Regions from separate parts of the Homo sapiens genome. Here region 2 is linked to region 1. A link is an interaction called in ENCODE POLR2A ChIA-PET data of the cell type or tissue named here. Cell type or tissue: MCF 10A. All regions are shown on one strand.

Region 1 (8,000 bases):
GGCCCCTCCTCTTCCCCTGCCTTTTTTGGGGGTCGTTCATCATAAGAATGGTCAGTTTTACTTGCAATCACTACTACTAGACTGTGAGCCTCTTGTGATCATCGACTGTTTTCATATTCTCCGGAGCTCGCTTCAAAAGTGCTTAGGCACTCTACTCCAACTCCACCTAAAACCTCACCATTCACCAAGCTAGACCTGCTGTCATACCAAATTTCAACTAGAGCCTAGAGGTCCACTAATTCCATGATGACACACATGCCTGTCACACTTAGTCAGTGTTCAAGTGCATTTCCTTTGTATCATCCAAATCTTTCCTATTTTCCCCATCTCTTCCTCTTATGATATCTTTCTTCTATTATTTTATCTGATCTAGTCTTCCATTATGTCCTTCTCCAGACCTTTCCTTAGCAACCCATGAAAATCCCAACTCAGGTGAACAAATTCTCCTGCCTCCTCGATCTCAGTTTAATATCTACTTTTTGAGGAGATCATCTTTGACCTCAAGCTATGTATATGCTGTAAAATGCAGCAGCATACTTTCTAGAGAGTTGAAACTAGCATAATTGACATTAACATCCAAGTGTGGTGGATTACTTTACAGTCAGTGCAACTGCTCTTTAGGGGCTAGATTAAAAATAGCTACCCCACTGATTAAAAATAACTCAAATATTCCCCTTCCTTTAATTGAACCAGTTTTTACATATGTGCCCCAGCTGAAATAGCAGTCTGAAACTCAGTGCTTTCTGGAAAATACAAACAAGCAGCCAGATCTTCAGTCCGATCATATTTGAGATAAAGAAAACATACTTTAAATGTGAACGGATGTTTTTTTTAAAAGTTTATGAACAAAGATTATCATTGATAGTAGAATAATTTGTTTACACTCTTCAAGTTTCTTTAGATGTGTGGCCAATACTGGTCTACATATCTTCCAGCTCGGGCAGAAAAATAAGTGTGTCACATGCTGCAAAGTCTAAAATCTTATTCAAAATAAAAGTTCAAGGAATGATGGTTCTTGCTAAGGCCTTTCTATTTTGGAACGATAAATTGTAACTGTTAAAGAGAAAAAAATTATTTGAGGTTTATCAAGAATTGCAAGATTTTAATTAACATTCTTCATCTATTTATGTCCTAGATTATTGAAGTATAAATTGTCTGAGAAGTAACCTCTTTTCATTTTGTTAAAAAAAAGTTGACCAGAACTTTAATTCATTTGCTGCATTTTCCTCCAAAGAATAGTCCAAATTTATAGAGTTTTACATTTAATAACATATTTATCTACTACATTAATGGATATTTAGGGGCACCTATTATATATTAGGAATTATGAAAGAGCCTAAGAACACAGGAGTGAATAAACCAGAATGAGGTTTATTGAGGGTCATGTTGGAAGAGACTGACCCACACTTGACTCGCCATAATGCATAGTGAGTGTGCAACAATGGGTGAACAAAATGATGATGGATGGACATCACAGTGATTACTTTAGGCAGATTACTTTAGGACAAGGTAGAGAAAGTTACACGCAGAGCTCAAAAGTTTTAGGTAAGTTTTGAAGGAAAACTAGGAGTCTATGGTTGGACAAAGAGGTTAAGAGTATCTAGACAGGACCCATCATGTGTCCTCTGACAGCATATAGCCTTTCAGAACCAGATGTTTTGTTTCATTCAATTAGTTCCTTCCAACATGGAACTAGATATTCTAATAAGACTAAAGACTTGGCCCTTGCATTCCACTTCTGAGAAATCAAGGTGGAAAAATTCAAAGGAATAAGAAAGCAAATGCTTCTTATTTGTACAAATAATATATCTGAAAGAAATTGAAATTCGTTGAGACTAGGTTCTCCTTTAATCCAGAGCTGTGGTATGACTTCCATTGGACCTAAGCACTTTTACCTTTGTGGGTCCCTTCCTCCATTTTATACAAACACACACTAAAAATTATATTTTACTATTGTGTTGGTTAAAAAGATCGATATGCTACTATTATATATAAGACAGCTTCTTCTACCTAGAAGTTGTTATTTCTGATTTTAAAGAACATTAATACATTTTGTTGGGCCCCTAGGCACTATGGCTATTGTGCCTAACGGACAAATCACTTTTGGCAACTCCTTCCCATATTCTACTCCTTGTTTTGTTGCCAGAGAATACTTCTAAAAATTCCCTTTTCATTGGATCACAGAGAACCATCAAGGACAGCAACTCATTCAGTGTAGGGATCCCCAGATCTCTGCTTGGATCAGGGCTTCATTCAATATTGTTTTGCCTGGCAACCTGACTCCTAAATGCACCTTTCACTTCTGTCAGGCCAGTATCTTTAGTCCAGTGCTGTGTATTGGAATAACCTAGGGAGGTTTGGGGTTTGTTTTCATATTTACATTAAAATTTTGATTCCAAAACCAATCAAATTAGAATTTCTGGGTGTGGGACCCAAACATCAGTACTTTTTAGTGCCCTTCAGGTGATTCCAATCTGTAACCAATTTTGAAAACCAGTGCTCTAAGCAACAAAAATACAACAATCATTCTCCTGTAATGTGCTATGGAGCACAGGAAAAAGAGATATACACACACATATACAAGTATCATATGGCATTGTAATAACTTGTTTATCCGTGATTCTCTCTACTAGATAGAAAACTTCAAGCATCACTTCTGAATTATTTTTATTTTACCCACCACCTAGTTCAATGCTAGCATCAAGTAGATACTCAATAAATGTTTTTATTGAACGAATTGCCACATGTTCTTAAACTTTTACTTTTCCTCTTCCCTTTCCCTTCTTCATTGTATTACTCCAAAGTTCTCAACCCTGCCAGGACATTAAAATCAGTGGGGAACTTTGTAAAAAAATAATGGGCCCCACCCTAGACCAATTAGGTCACAATTTCTAAGGGTGGGGCCCAGGTAGTGTTTAAAAGATTAGACTATTCTAATGTACAGCCAGGGCTAAGAATTATTGATTAATTTTTACTCACTCTTTAAGACCCTCTTAAAGAGCCAACTTATTCAGGAAACTTTTTCGGGTACTCTTCCCAAATATATCTTTCAATTTCTCAAATACTGATTGTTCTTGAGAAATATGCAGTTTCAGTCTTAAACATATTGTTGTGTCATCCCTGTGAATGTGAAGCTAGCACTTGAGGGCAAGAATCATGCCTCCTATTGCTTTGTTTTCCTCAGAGAGATGACAACAGGGCTGGGCCTAAATTCCAATACTTAGTGACTAAAGGCAGTTACATGGATTCCCTGTTAGAAGATCATGTTTCTTAATCTGGCCTTGACACATGCTATTCATTAAGCAATCAATGAATTGCTTAAAATTCTCAATGTGCTGTAGTAGCCTATTCATTTTCTCAACCAGTCACTAGTTTTAAAGGTTTTGACTTAAACTAGGACTTGAGTTTGACTCCACACATGATGATCAGCTGCCTCAAAGTCATAATTCAACTTATTTATCAAATGAGGATCCACAGGTAGATTTCAGTTTATGAAGGGACAAGGAAAGGAGATTCAAAATTCAAATTACATTGCACTCCTCTACATTTCTAACCTTTTAGTGATATTTTCCCTGGGGAAGTAAAGGTGGTGCAATAATTTGGGAGGCACCTATTAGCCCTCACCTTAGGCATGTGAACACCTGATTACTTTCATGCCAGATCAGAGAATACCATAATGCTTATTAAAAATGCTGATTTTTTATTAGTCAGCATTACAATGCTGCTGAGTGGTATGAATTTGGTAACTTACCCGTTAATGGATATGCATTTACTGATGACTGTGGACTGTTTTAGTACAGTATTTCATGTACATATTTTAGCCACATTCTTTTGGACTCCGACGTTTTGAAATTTATTTTCTTCATTCTTCAGTTTAAAAATAAATATTAAACAAATAAGTGGTTCTCCAGCCAGGAAACATGCGTATGCCTCACCTGTATTAAACAGACGAAACGAATATAGAGATTTGGTCAGTCTGTAATTGATGAATAAAAGGTGCTTAACACTTGAGGGGTAAAATACACATTTATAATTGCATAATGCAGATGCAGAATTTGAGCTAATTAGCATTTTAAAGTTTTACTTATCTGAAACTCTTGTTAAATAAAGTCAGCAGAATAATGATTTTGATAAACTTCTATACAGTCTATATGTTCTCATCAGGACTAAAAATACTATAATTTTTCAAAAGGAATTTAGTGAGCCATTTTTTAAAATAATAAAGATGTCTATTTTTCATCCATAAATGTTGTTCTTAATGTTAATCACTATAAGTACAAATTCATGGAAGTCTTTGATGAACATCTGCTTGGAAAAAAAAATCTGCTAAGTACCAAATATTTGTAAAACATTCAAGCCCACACAGACATACACAGACATGCACAAACACCCCCCAAAGAAAGGTTTTGGTTTATACTCTGAGATCTAAATGGAGAAATGATTATGTAATAAAAAAACCAGTTAGGCACCAAGTGTGCAGAAGTGATTGAATTAAATTACACATCTAAATGCCTTATATTAAGTTAAATATTTAGAATCTGGTATCTTTGCAAACCCACACTCTTTATATACCAAAGCAAATAATGAAAACACAGAGGTCTCTACTGACTCATTTGTTTCCGTTTTCTTGAAAGAAATTAACAATGGATGATTTTGTTCATGATAGAAACAATTTAGCTATATTTTTTGTTAATATTGTATTCATGTGGGTGAAGTGGCAAAAGTAGTAAAACAAAACAAAAAAAAAGATGAAAAGCCAATTTCTTTCTTCATCCTTTTCCTGTATCTATTGTGTAATATCAGGAAGAAAAGACAACGCATGTGTTTTAGTCCATTTTCAAGCTGCTGATAAAGACATATCTGAGACTGGGCAATTTACAAAAGAAAAAGGTTTAATTGAACTCACAGTTTGATGTGGCTGGGAAGGCCTCACAATCATGGCAGAGGCAAGGAGGAGTAAGTCACAAGTTATGTGGATGGCAAAAAGAGCTTGTGCAAGGAAACTCCCCCTTATAGTACTGTCAGATCTTGTAAGACTTATTGGCTATCATGAGAACAGCACAGGAAGGACTCACCCCTATAATACAATCATCTCCCAGCAGGTACCTCCCACAATAGATGGGAATTATGGGAGCTACAAGATGAGATTTGAGTGTGAACACAGAGCCAAACCATATCATTCCACCCCTGGCCCCTCCCAAATCTCATATCTTCACATTTCAAAACCAATCAAGCCTTCCCAACAGTCCCCCAAAGTCTTAACTCATTTCAGCATTCACCCAAAAGTCCAAGTCCAAACCTTCATCTGAGACAAGGCAAGACCCTTCCACCTATGAGCTTGCAAAATCAAAAGCAAGCTGGTTTCTTCCTAGATAAAATGGGGGTTCAGGCCTTGGGTAAATACAGCCATTCCAAATAGGAGAAATTGGCTGAAACAAAGGGGCTGCAGACCCCAGTGCAAGTCCGAAATCCAGCAGGAAAGTCAAATCTTAAAGTTTCAAAATGATCTCCTTTGACTCCATGTCACATGTCCAGGTCATGCTGATCTAAGAGGTGGGTTCCCATGGTCTTGGGCAGCTCTGCCCCGTGACTTTACAGGTTATAGTCTCCCTCCCAGCTGTTTTCATGGGCTGGAGTTGAGTGTCTGCAGTTTTACAGGTGTAAGCTGTTGCACGGTACAAGCTGTTGGTGGATCTGCCATTCTGGTCTGGAGGACTGTGGCCCTTTTCTCACAGCTTTGCTAGGTGGGGTCCCAATAAGGACTCTGTGTGAGGGATCTGACCCCACATCTCCCTTCCACACTGGCCTGAAGGGCCCCACCCCTGCAGCAAACTTCTGCCTGGACATCCACGTATTTCCATTCATCATCTGAAATCTAGGAGGAGGTTGCCAAACTTCAATTCATGACTTCTGTGCACCTGCAGGCTCACCACAATGTGGAAGCTGCCAAGGCTTGGGGCTTCCACCCTCTGAAGCAACAGCCTGAGATGTACCTTGGCCCCTTTTAGTCACAGCTGGAGTGGCCAGGACACAGGGTAGCAAGTCCCTAGGCTGCACACAGGATGGAGACCCTGGGCCCAGCCCATGAAACCATTTTTTTTTCCCTAGGCTTCTGGGCCTATGATGGGAGAGGTTGCTGTGAGGACCTCTGACATACCCTGGAGACATTTTCCCCATTGTCTTGGGGATTAACATTTGGCACCTCATTATTTACACAAATTTCTGCAGCTGGCTTGAATTTATCCTTAGAAAATGGGATTTTCTTTTCTATTGCATTGTCAGGCTGTAAATTTTCCTAACTTATATGCTCTGTTTCCCTTTTGAAACTGAATGCCTATAACAGCACCAAAGTAATCTCTTGAATGCCTTGCCACTTAGAAATTTCTTCCACCAGATACCCTAAATCATCTTTCTCAAATTCTAAGTTCCACAAATATCTAGGACAGGGGCAAAATGCCACCAGTCTCTTTGCTAAAACGTAACAAGAGTCACCTTTACTCCAGTTCCCTACAAGTTCCTCATCTCCATCTGAGACCACCTCAGCCTGGACCTTATTGTTCATGTCACTATCAGCATTTTTGCCAAAGCCATTCAACAAGTCTCTAGGAAGTTCTAAACTTTCCCACATTTTCCTGCCTTCTTCTGAGCCTTCCAAACTGTTCCAACCTCTGCCTGTTACCCAGTTCCAAAGTCGCTTCCACATTTTCAGGTATCTTTTCAGCAAAGCCCCACTCTACTGGTGCCAATTTACTGTATTAGTCCATCTTCATGCTGCTGATAAAGACATACCTGAGACTGAGCAATTTACAAAAGAAAGAGATTTAATTGGACTCACAATTCCATGTGGCTGGGGAGGCCTCACAATCATGGAAGAAGGCAAGGAGGAGCAAGTCACAACTTACGTGGATGGTAGCAGGCAAAAAGAGCTTGTGCAAGGAAATTACCCCTTATAGTACCGTCAGATCTTGTGAGACTTATTCACTATCATAAGAACAGCACAGGAAAGACCTGCCCCCATAATTCAATCATCTCCCACCAGGTACCTTCCACTACATGTGGGAATTATGGGAGCTACAAGATGAGATTTGGATGAGGACACAGAGTCAAACCATATCAGCATGCTTTACATTTTTTAAAGCATTTTTATATACATTTAAAAATTTTTTTCTTACAGTGACCTATGGAATTTGTATTGTTTTCCCCATTTACTAGAGATGAAGTGAACAATAATCAGAAAGCCTCAATGACTTTCCCAAGTTTTTACACTCCTTTAAATCAATGGTAAAAGATATTATATCAAGTACATATATGTAGCTGCTGTGTAACAGGGAAAGGAAGGTAACACATCTTAATTTCTCTGTCATAAGAGACACAGTACCATTTGAATTTCAGATCAAAGCCTGGCTACCTTATCATTGTTAATACTTCTCACTTGTGAAATATCTTGAGATGAGCAAAGCCATTCACTGAGATTCACTAACAGTCCTGAAATATTTGGAAATAAACTGGCTGCTGTAGTTCTCATGAACTAGTAATTGCTGTGATCACTCCTAAATTAAAGTCTAGGAAACTCCAGTAGCTAAGATAAAAGCTCATTCATGCTTACTGCCAAATAGTCTCTTCAGTCTCAAGAGTTGGCACGAAGCTGGCAGTACTGTCACACAAAGTGGTTTTTAATAAATGTTGATTCCTAACATCATGGTGGTTATAAATGTTAATAAACTTCCTACAAGGGAAGTAGAAGTGGAAAGTTTTGTTTGTTAAACGCTTTATCACTCTACTTGGTTAGCATGGACAATTACCCCAGTTCCCTGAGGCACGTAGTCCCTGAGTGTTTAGCAGTTAATGAATATAAATAGTAGCAAGCCAGCAATTTTTAAAACCATAAATAATTGTTCCTCTGAAAGCTCATGCTAATGGAAAAAATGTTTAAAAAAACTGACGTAGCAAAAAAATTACTTATTAACTAAGGCCAAAATTGAAGTTCAAAATCTTAGTAA
Region 2 (8,000 bases), 100 kb before region 1:
TTGAATTTGAACTTTAGTAATGACATTTTTAAAGAAATGTTTGTTCATTTGAAGACACCAGTTTAATTTGGAAGCAGTTAAATAAAAATATTTTAATGGAAAAATACTCTCTATACTTTCCTTTTTTCTTCTACACTTACTCTGTTATTTAAAATCAAATAAAAAACTATTTAATGAATGAACATCTTTGCTATTCCATTATACCAAGTCCTTGAGATTTCATAAAACAACATACACTTGTATTTCAGCATTTTATAAGTTACATCTAATTTGGAATACCTTTTCAAATATCTTTATTATCTATCTTTAATATGTAAATTCTAAAATGTTTTTATTTCAAAATAAATCAAATTCGTTTTAAATTTTTAGTGATCTTTCTTTTTAAACATCAACTTTAAAAAAATATAAAAATGATTCCTGCTCATTGTCACAAACAAAAACTGCTGAAGTGAACAAAGAATAAAGTGTAATCACCATTTTCATTATGATGTGTATCTTTCCAGGCCTTTTCACTGCTTTTTCTTAATACTTAAAGCAATAGGAAAAGAGAGGATTTAAATTTTTTTTTAAAAAAATGGGATCTTCTAATACGCTCTTGAGTTTTTAAACTCACTTTCTTCACTATATTTGGTTGTAAAAAATATGAAGCAATATTATATGAATGGTAAAAATCACCCATAGTTCTCTATTTAAGAATTATAAAAAATAAGGATTCCCCCCGTTCTTCATTCTGGTGCATCAACCATCATTATTTGTACCAACAAGAAAAAAAATGTTTTTAAAGTAAAACGTCTATTTACTTTCATCACTTACTTCTTAAGCTCCTAAAGTACAAATACTTTTATCTTATCATGCATATTAATCAGGCTCAAAATGTATACAGCATTTTAAATCAACTTTTTAAATAAAGATGAGGCCAAACTATGAGTCTAATTTATCATGATAAATTACTATAATCTTTGTTTTGCGTTTTCTTATTTTAAACCTAATAGAAAAGTTTCCTGATAACATTAACCAATTATAAACTACTTTAGTGCTATAGTTTTATTATTCCCTCCAAAAATCATGTTGAAATTTCATTGCTAATGTAATGGTATTGGGAGGTGGGGCCTTTGAGAGGTGATTAGATGATGAGGGTTTCACCTTCATGTGTGGGTTTAATACCTTTTTAAAGGGGCTCATGGAATGGGCTCTCTCTCTTAGCCCTTTTGCCTTCTGCCATATTTTAGATACAGCCTTCATCTCCTCTGGACAATGGCTATCTTGAAAGAAAAGAATAGCCTCACCAGGCACCAAAACTGCTGGCTCCTTGGCCTTGGACTTCCCAGCTTCCAAAACTGTAAGCCAATAAATTTGTTCACTTTATTAATTACCCAGTGGGTCACATTCTGTTATAGCAGCATGAAACAGACTAAGGCACTCAGCTTTCACATTTCTGTTATTTTGATTGGACCTGGCTGCTATTGTTAGTAAGTTTCAGGATTTTATTCCAATATCATCTTTCCAGTGGAGTCTTCCCTGACTGTATTATTTAAAATTGGCAAAACCGCTGCTTTCTTGCTTTATGACCATCTAACATCCACTTATGTAGTTTTTGTTGTGTTACTATCTCTTCTCCCTTCTTCATTAGAATATAAATTCTATGAAGGCAGGTTTTTTGTGTGTTTCATTCATTGTGAAATTTCCAGTCCCTGTGTAGGCACATGTGGGCCCTTAATACATATTTGTTAAATAATGAATGAATGATAGGATATATATATACAGGTAAGAGGGATAATTTTCAAGCCCAGTTACACTAAAGCATTTTGCTCAAGTCAAGGGATGTTCATTTTCTATTTATCCATAAGTTGTATTACCCTCATCCCTCATCCTCTGTTCTACTATGCTGTCTTACACTGTTAATCAATATCGATATGAGTTTCTCCTTTATCTCTTATTATTTTTCCCTAATTAACTACATATTACACACATCTTACAAACATGATTATCCATTTACTATTATACTGTATTGTGTCTTTGATTAGGCTCTAAGTATTTTTGAAACTACATTTTATATTTATTGGATAACATTATAAAACAATACAGGCAAAACTACAATAGAGTAATTTTTACTCTGGTATTTATAGTTAAATTTATAATACAAGAAATATATACCTATATTGAGTGATATAATCCTTACGATTCAGCACTTCCCATTATCAGCATTTTCTGTGCTATTTCTATTACAACATTTTTAAAGTGATCAGCAATGACTTTCTACTAGTATGGCTGATGTTTTCGTGCCAACTAAATTCAAAGTATGAGAACTACATCCGTTCCCAAGTCAGAATCCAGCTAATACTCTAGAGCTGTGGGTGGAATATATTTTTATGGATGATATAACATAAAATCACCTGCCTCATTTTCATCTTTACCATCCATATTTCCCTCATATCATTTCCCCTCAGAAGTGATTTCTTAATATGAAGCGTTCTATGCATATGATGGTCCACATAAAGCTCCTAGGCCCAAGAGCATGAAGCCTTTAGATTGCTGCAGCAGTGGTAATTCCTGAGAGCTTATGTCCTCCCTCTCCAGAAGCTGAAATGTCTATGTAGGACAATGCTAGGACAGTACTATCAGGGATTCAAAGGATTAAGGAAAGCCAATTATTTTCTTTATTGAAGCAGCATAATTTGGTGAAAACACCATTGGTTATGGGATCTAGAAAGACCTTAATTCAAGTTCCAGTTTCATATTCTAAGACCCAGGTTACTTGCTTGTAATGTGAATAACAGTACTGTGAAAGGTACCTAGCCCATAATAAATATTCAATGCATATGATTTGCTTTTAAGATAAACATTACATAGACTTATCACTAATAACATTATATATTTACTTGAAAGATGTACTATCTGTAGTAATTATTGTTGTGACAGTAGAAAATAAGTTTTTTTTATATATTTGCCACTTAAAAATAAATATCTACAATATGCCTTGTGCTATGCAAGGTGCTTGGGAGCAAAAAAATGGTGAATCAGACAGGTGTATACCATGAAACTTTGTGGCCCTATTGACTTTATACTTGACACTCTCCAAGTGGAACCTCAAAAAGTAAACAAGATTCTGGTAGTTATTCTCACCAAAGTTTTCTGTGTTAAAAGCTGTAATAATGAGAATGGCATAGCAGAAGAGCATCTTCTGGGACTTATGGCCATTCAATTCACGAACAGTAGCTTCATAGGAGATACTTTGTTCATTCAACAAATACATCTTTACTATCTACCTAGTCTGTAGTAGGCACTGGGGAAACAATAGTATATAAGACTTCTTACCTTGTAGAAACAAAATGAGGCAATCTAGGGGTAGCAATAAATGCAGGCTAGCCTGATTTTTCATGCATGCATGTTGCTAAAAGTAGTAACACTGTTTATTATGATTAATGTCTCCAATTGGAAGGAAATCTTAAAACCTATTCTTCTGGGAAAATATCATCAATGAGTTTCTATTCCCTTAGTAGAAAAATCAGAAATCCTTAACATGGTCTACAATGGTGGCTTTTATATCTATTTACTGCAAACCAAAACGAAGAAACCTTTGCATATCACAATACAATACATAAATATATACACAGACAAATATTTAAAATATAGAAGTAAGTTTCATGTGATACTTTTGCTAAGTACAATGTACTCTGATTTCAGTCTATTACTTTTGTTTAAATGCTGGTAACAGCCCACTGAATTGATTTCATGACTCACTAACAGCAATTTGAAGAATACTAGTGCAAAAGATTGCAAAATTGAATTTCTATCTACTTCCTCAGCCCCATACCACTACTTTCCCTTTTGCTTTCTATGCTAAAGCCATACTGGTTTTCTTTCCTTCAAATGTGTCAAGCTCTTTCCCACTCAGGGCTGTAACTTACCTCTTCTATTCATTCATTTAGTCAACAAACATTTAAGGCATAACTACCATGTGTCAAACATTGTTCAAGGGACTGGAGAGGCAAAAGTGAGGAGCTAGATACATTCCCTTCCCTCTTGGAGATTCCATCTCTAGAAAGCAATCAGAAAACAAGGAATCCAAAAAATAAAAGAAACAATTGGAAATAGAGTTGTATAAAATGATGGAAACAAGTAAAATGCAGAAACAAAGAATAATTGAGGGTGAGCACTAAAAAGGAGCTAGCCATGCAGAGTGAGGAGAGAGTGGGTTTAGACTATAATGTTCCAGGCAGGCAGTATGAGGAACTGAGAGAAGACAAGTGGCTGGCGAATGGTGAGCAAACGTGAAAGTGGCTTATGATGAGGTTGGAAATTTAGGCAGTGGCAGATCATGTTGAACCTCTTAGGCAACTACTGTTTACCTAGCTAAATCTGACCCATTCTCCAGGATTCAGTCTCAACGTCATTTCCACAGAGAACCCTTCCGTGACCTTCAAAGTATATTTGGTCTGCCTGTTACTGGTTCTGTGTGTTCTCTAGACTCCTCCTTCAAGCCTTTCATTCCACTGACGCAATGTCTGTCTTTCCTGGGAGAACAAAAGAGGCATTAAGTCAGTGGCCATATTTATCTTATTAATAGAGACATCCCTAGTGCCGAATACAATGGCCCAAATATAGTAGGTTCAGAATAAAGATTTGTCCAATGGATGGATGGATATTCAAAGTAGTGCCAGGTTGATGCATAAAGAATCCACAGAATAGTGCCACACCCTCTTTTGATGTCTCTCTTTCTTATTCCTAACAATTCTTAATGTCAAATGATGTTAAATTAGCTCTCTATTTATTTAAAAAAAGCAGAACAAGTGAGATTCCAGAGGGGGTGAAATTAGTACTCAAAATGTTTAGAGGAAATCTGTTGCTGGGATCCAAAGTTTAATGTCAGCAATTTTATTTCCTCTTCTCATTTCCAGCAACTTCATTCATAACCACTCTGTTCACCACCTATTATCCACTACTGTATCTTACAGCAAGACTTGGATAGAGACTCTCCTGATATTAAATCCAAAGCAAGAAATATGCTTAAGATAGCTAACTGTCCAAGTCTAGTTTCTCTCTCTCCCTTCTCTGCCCCCTTTCTGTGTGTATGTATGTGTGTATGTGTGTGTGTGTGTGTGTGTGTAAAATCACTAGGTTAAGAACTACAAGATAACTAGAGAGTAAACAAACATGACTCATGGCATTTAATCTCAAAGCAACTTTGTCTTGTTCTTTGATTCTATTCAGGGCTAACTCTCCTTCTACCCTGATGAAATCTCAGGCAGCCTCAGAACTTTTCTGTTAACTTGGATGTGAAAGGAAGAAAAGAAAAAGGAAAAGAGAAAAAGAATTAACCCAGTCACTGCAGACATTGAAATGCCGGGTTCGTTGAGTTAAAGTCTCTCTCCTGCTCAAGGTAGAGCTTGTTGCAGGAGAAAGGGGATGAAGTCATTGACTTCTCCCCTCCCCTGCCTATGGTCAAACCCTCCCAAGCTTGATAACTCTGGTTTTTAAACCCTTATAGTTGGAAAAGGATGCAGAGAGAGCGAGAATAGAGGCAAGAAAAATATTACTTCAGCAGTACTTTTATAAGCTGGTTTTGTGATCTCTTGGCTTGGTACATGTTAAAGCTGAGTCTTTCTTTCATAGATGCTTTTTGTGGATTCTTCTGAGATTCTCTGTTTTTGAGATTTCTTCCTTGTGTTCCCTGACATGCACAAACGCATCTCTACTCCAGCTGGGGGCTTGTGTTTTTTTCCACAGCCCCAGTGCATCTTGTGGTCCACTTCCAGTTTTCGTTTTCTGAGGTTCTTTCATGTTACCAGGCAAACGCCTTGTATAGGATTTAAGATTCTTCCCAGGGTTCTCTTTAGTCCATGGACAATACTCATACATGTTTTCTTTCTTCCAACAAACCCTGAGAATGCAATTACTTCCTAAATGAAACTATTCTGCTACTTGTGTCCTTTATATTTCCCAAGTATGACAAGACACCAGCCTACTGCAGAAGACAAATGTTAAACCCTCTGATGAGCGTTCTCAGTGGTCTCTTTAAAGCCCCTCTCTTGATTGGGAATTAGTAGGCATATTCCTCTCCAGATCTCCACCCCAAGGGAAGAGGGGCTGTACTCACAGCAGTGCTCTCCAAAACAACAACAAAACTCTTCTGAAGCTCTTCCCACATCTCTACTATTTCAATGCTTTTATAACTGTGAAGTGGGTAAGTTTTATATATTATATAAATGTCCTTGTCCATCTGCTTTCTTTAAAACACAAAGAGTAGGCTGTTTCACTATCCATTTTAGTAGTGCATGTCTTAAATCTTATGGCTTAAGGTCTTGGCCAAAGCTTCTACTTTAAAGTCCAATACATAGGTGAACCAGCTTACAAAATGGCAGAACGAGGAATGTGGGAAATCCTCTCCCAGAAAAACAAACACATTGACAAAACCGGGCAGAATTATTGCAAACAACTATAGACACACACACACACACACACACACACACACGTATGAAATAATAGCACAAAAGAAAGGAGATGGAATGGAGGTATACTGGACCAAGGAAATGACACCAGATCATAATTGAACCTACAGAAAGAAATACAGGGTACCAGTAAATAAGCTCTATCACATTTTCAAACAGCAGACCAGTTATTTACCATTTCTCTGAAGCCTTTTCTATTTAACTGTAACAGTAAATAGGTAGGTTAATATAAAATAGTCTATAAATATTATATTGTTCAAATATAAATATATATGTAGATTAATATAAAATATTCTATAAACATTTCCTTTTCTTCTCTCAAATTCTTTAAAAGATATAGCATTTACATAGCAATAAATTATAATCCTATCTAATGTATACAACAATAATTGCAAAAAGGAGGAGCGGTCAGGGACTAGAACTATACTGCAGAAAAGTTTTTGTATTTTACTGGAATTAAGACAGTATTGATATGAAGCGGACTATAATAAATTAAGGCATAGAGTTTAATTCCTAGAGCAACCACTAAGAAAATAACTCAAAAATATAGTTAAAATATCAATGAAGGAATTAAAATGGGCCACGACAAAATAGCTATTTAATATAAGGAACAGAAGAATTTAAAAAAAGAGACATGGAAAACAGCAAAATGGAAGATGAACATCCAACCATGCTTCCAATAACATTAAATGTGAGCGATGTAACATTCTAATAAAAAAGTAGAGGTTGTCACACCGGATAAAATTGAATGTATATAAAAGACTAATGGAATCCAAATAAGGTTTGTCGTTTAATTAATAGCACTGTACCAATGTCAGTTTCCTGGTGTTGATAATGTACTGTGGTTGTCAGATGTCACACTAGGGAAAGCTAAATGAAGGGTACATGAGAGCCCTGTAATATTTTTGTAATTTCTTATCTTAAATTATTTCAAAATAAAGTTTATTTTAAAAATGTAATACATATGAACAGATCTAATTTATATTTATAAATTTTATTCCACAGTTATGTTCAAGGGAAGAAACAAAGACCTCCTATGAAGAAATTACTGAAATAGAATCACTTCCTTCAGGATAAAAATCACTAGCCATTATTGTCAGGCAGTGGCTGCATGTCCAATTCCAGTTAGGAATAGGCAGCCGTCCTTTCTTTTTTCTCTCTGTAACTGTTAATAGTAGCAGCAGATATTTTAGGTTTCTGCAAAATTAAGGCATTTCTGTCCAACTAACCACATGAAACAGTAGGAATTTTTTGTCCCAGAATTAGCTCAGTTCTGGAAACCTTACTGCAACTAGTTGGCACAACCACTCTCATGAATACTCATAAAATAGCAGGGTTTCTATTCCTTTGTTTCTTATAACTAAGCTAAATAACCAGTCTTAGTGAGTGTACAAAGTCTCTTAAGTCTGAAGTAAGAGATGTGAAACTCACAGGGTTTTTTTCTTCCTTTCTTTTTTTCCTTTCCCTGCCCTGTAATTAGAAACTTTCAGAACATGAATGAGAGGGAAATTTGGATAGACTTTTCAACAGATACTTCCCGATGCAATGTAA

The links. ChIA-PET counts read pairs that join two places held together with the same protein. Peaks named below come from ENCODE experiments on the same cell type or tissue, not always from the same donor. Only the 100,000 strongest peaks of a DNase experiment are listed, where the experiment ranks them.
Region 2: POLR2A ChIA-PET joins it to region 1 with 6 read pairs; 2 of 35 experiments call an interaction of 5 or more read pairs at or near these places.

What each region holds. Positions count from the first base shown.
Region 1 is chr1:186,745,671-186,753,670 of GRCh38, reverse strand. No RefSeq gene overlaps it. Among named protein-coding and RNA genes, the nearest start is that of PACERR, 69 kb to the right of the region's middle. In MCF 10A, no CTCF peak of the experiment used is centred here; a DNase peak (open chromatin) is centred at 3,190.
Region 2 is chr1:186,845,830-186,853,829 of GRCh38, reverse strand. All of the region lies in intron 1 of PLA2G4A (phospholipase A2 group IVA), which reads right to left. Among named protein-coding and RNA genes, the nearest start is that of PLA2G4A, 21 kb to the right of the region's middle. RefSeq lists a silencer at 4,296-4,345. In MCF 10A, no CTCF peak of the experiment used is centred here; no DNase peak of the experiment used is centred here.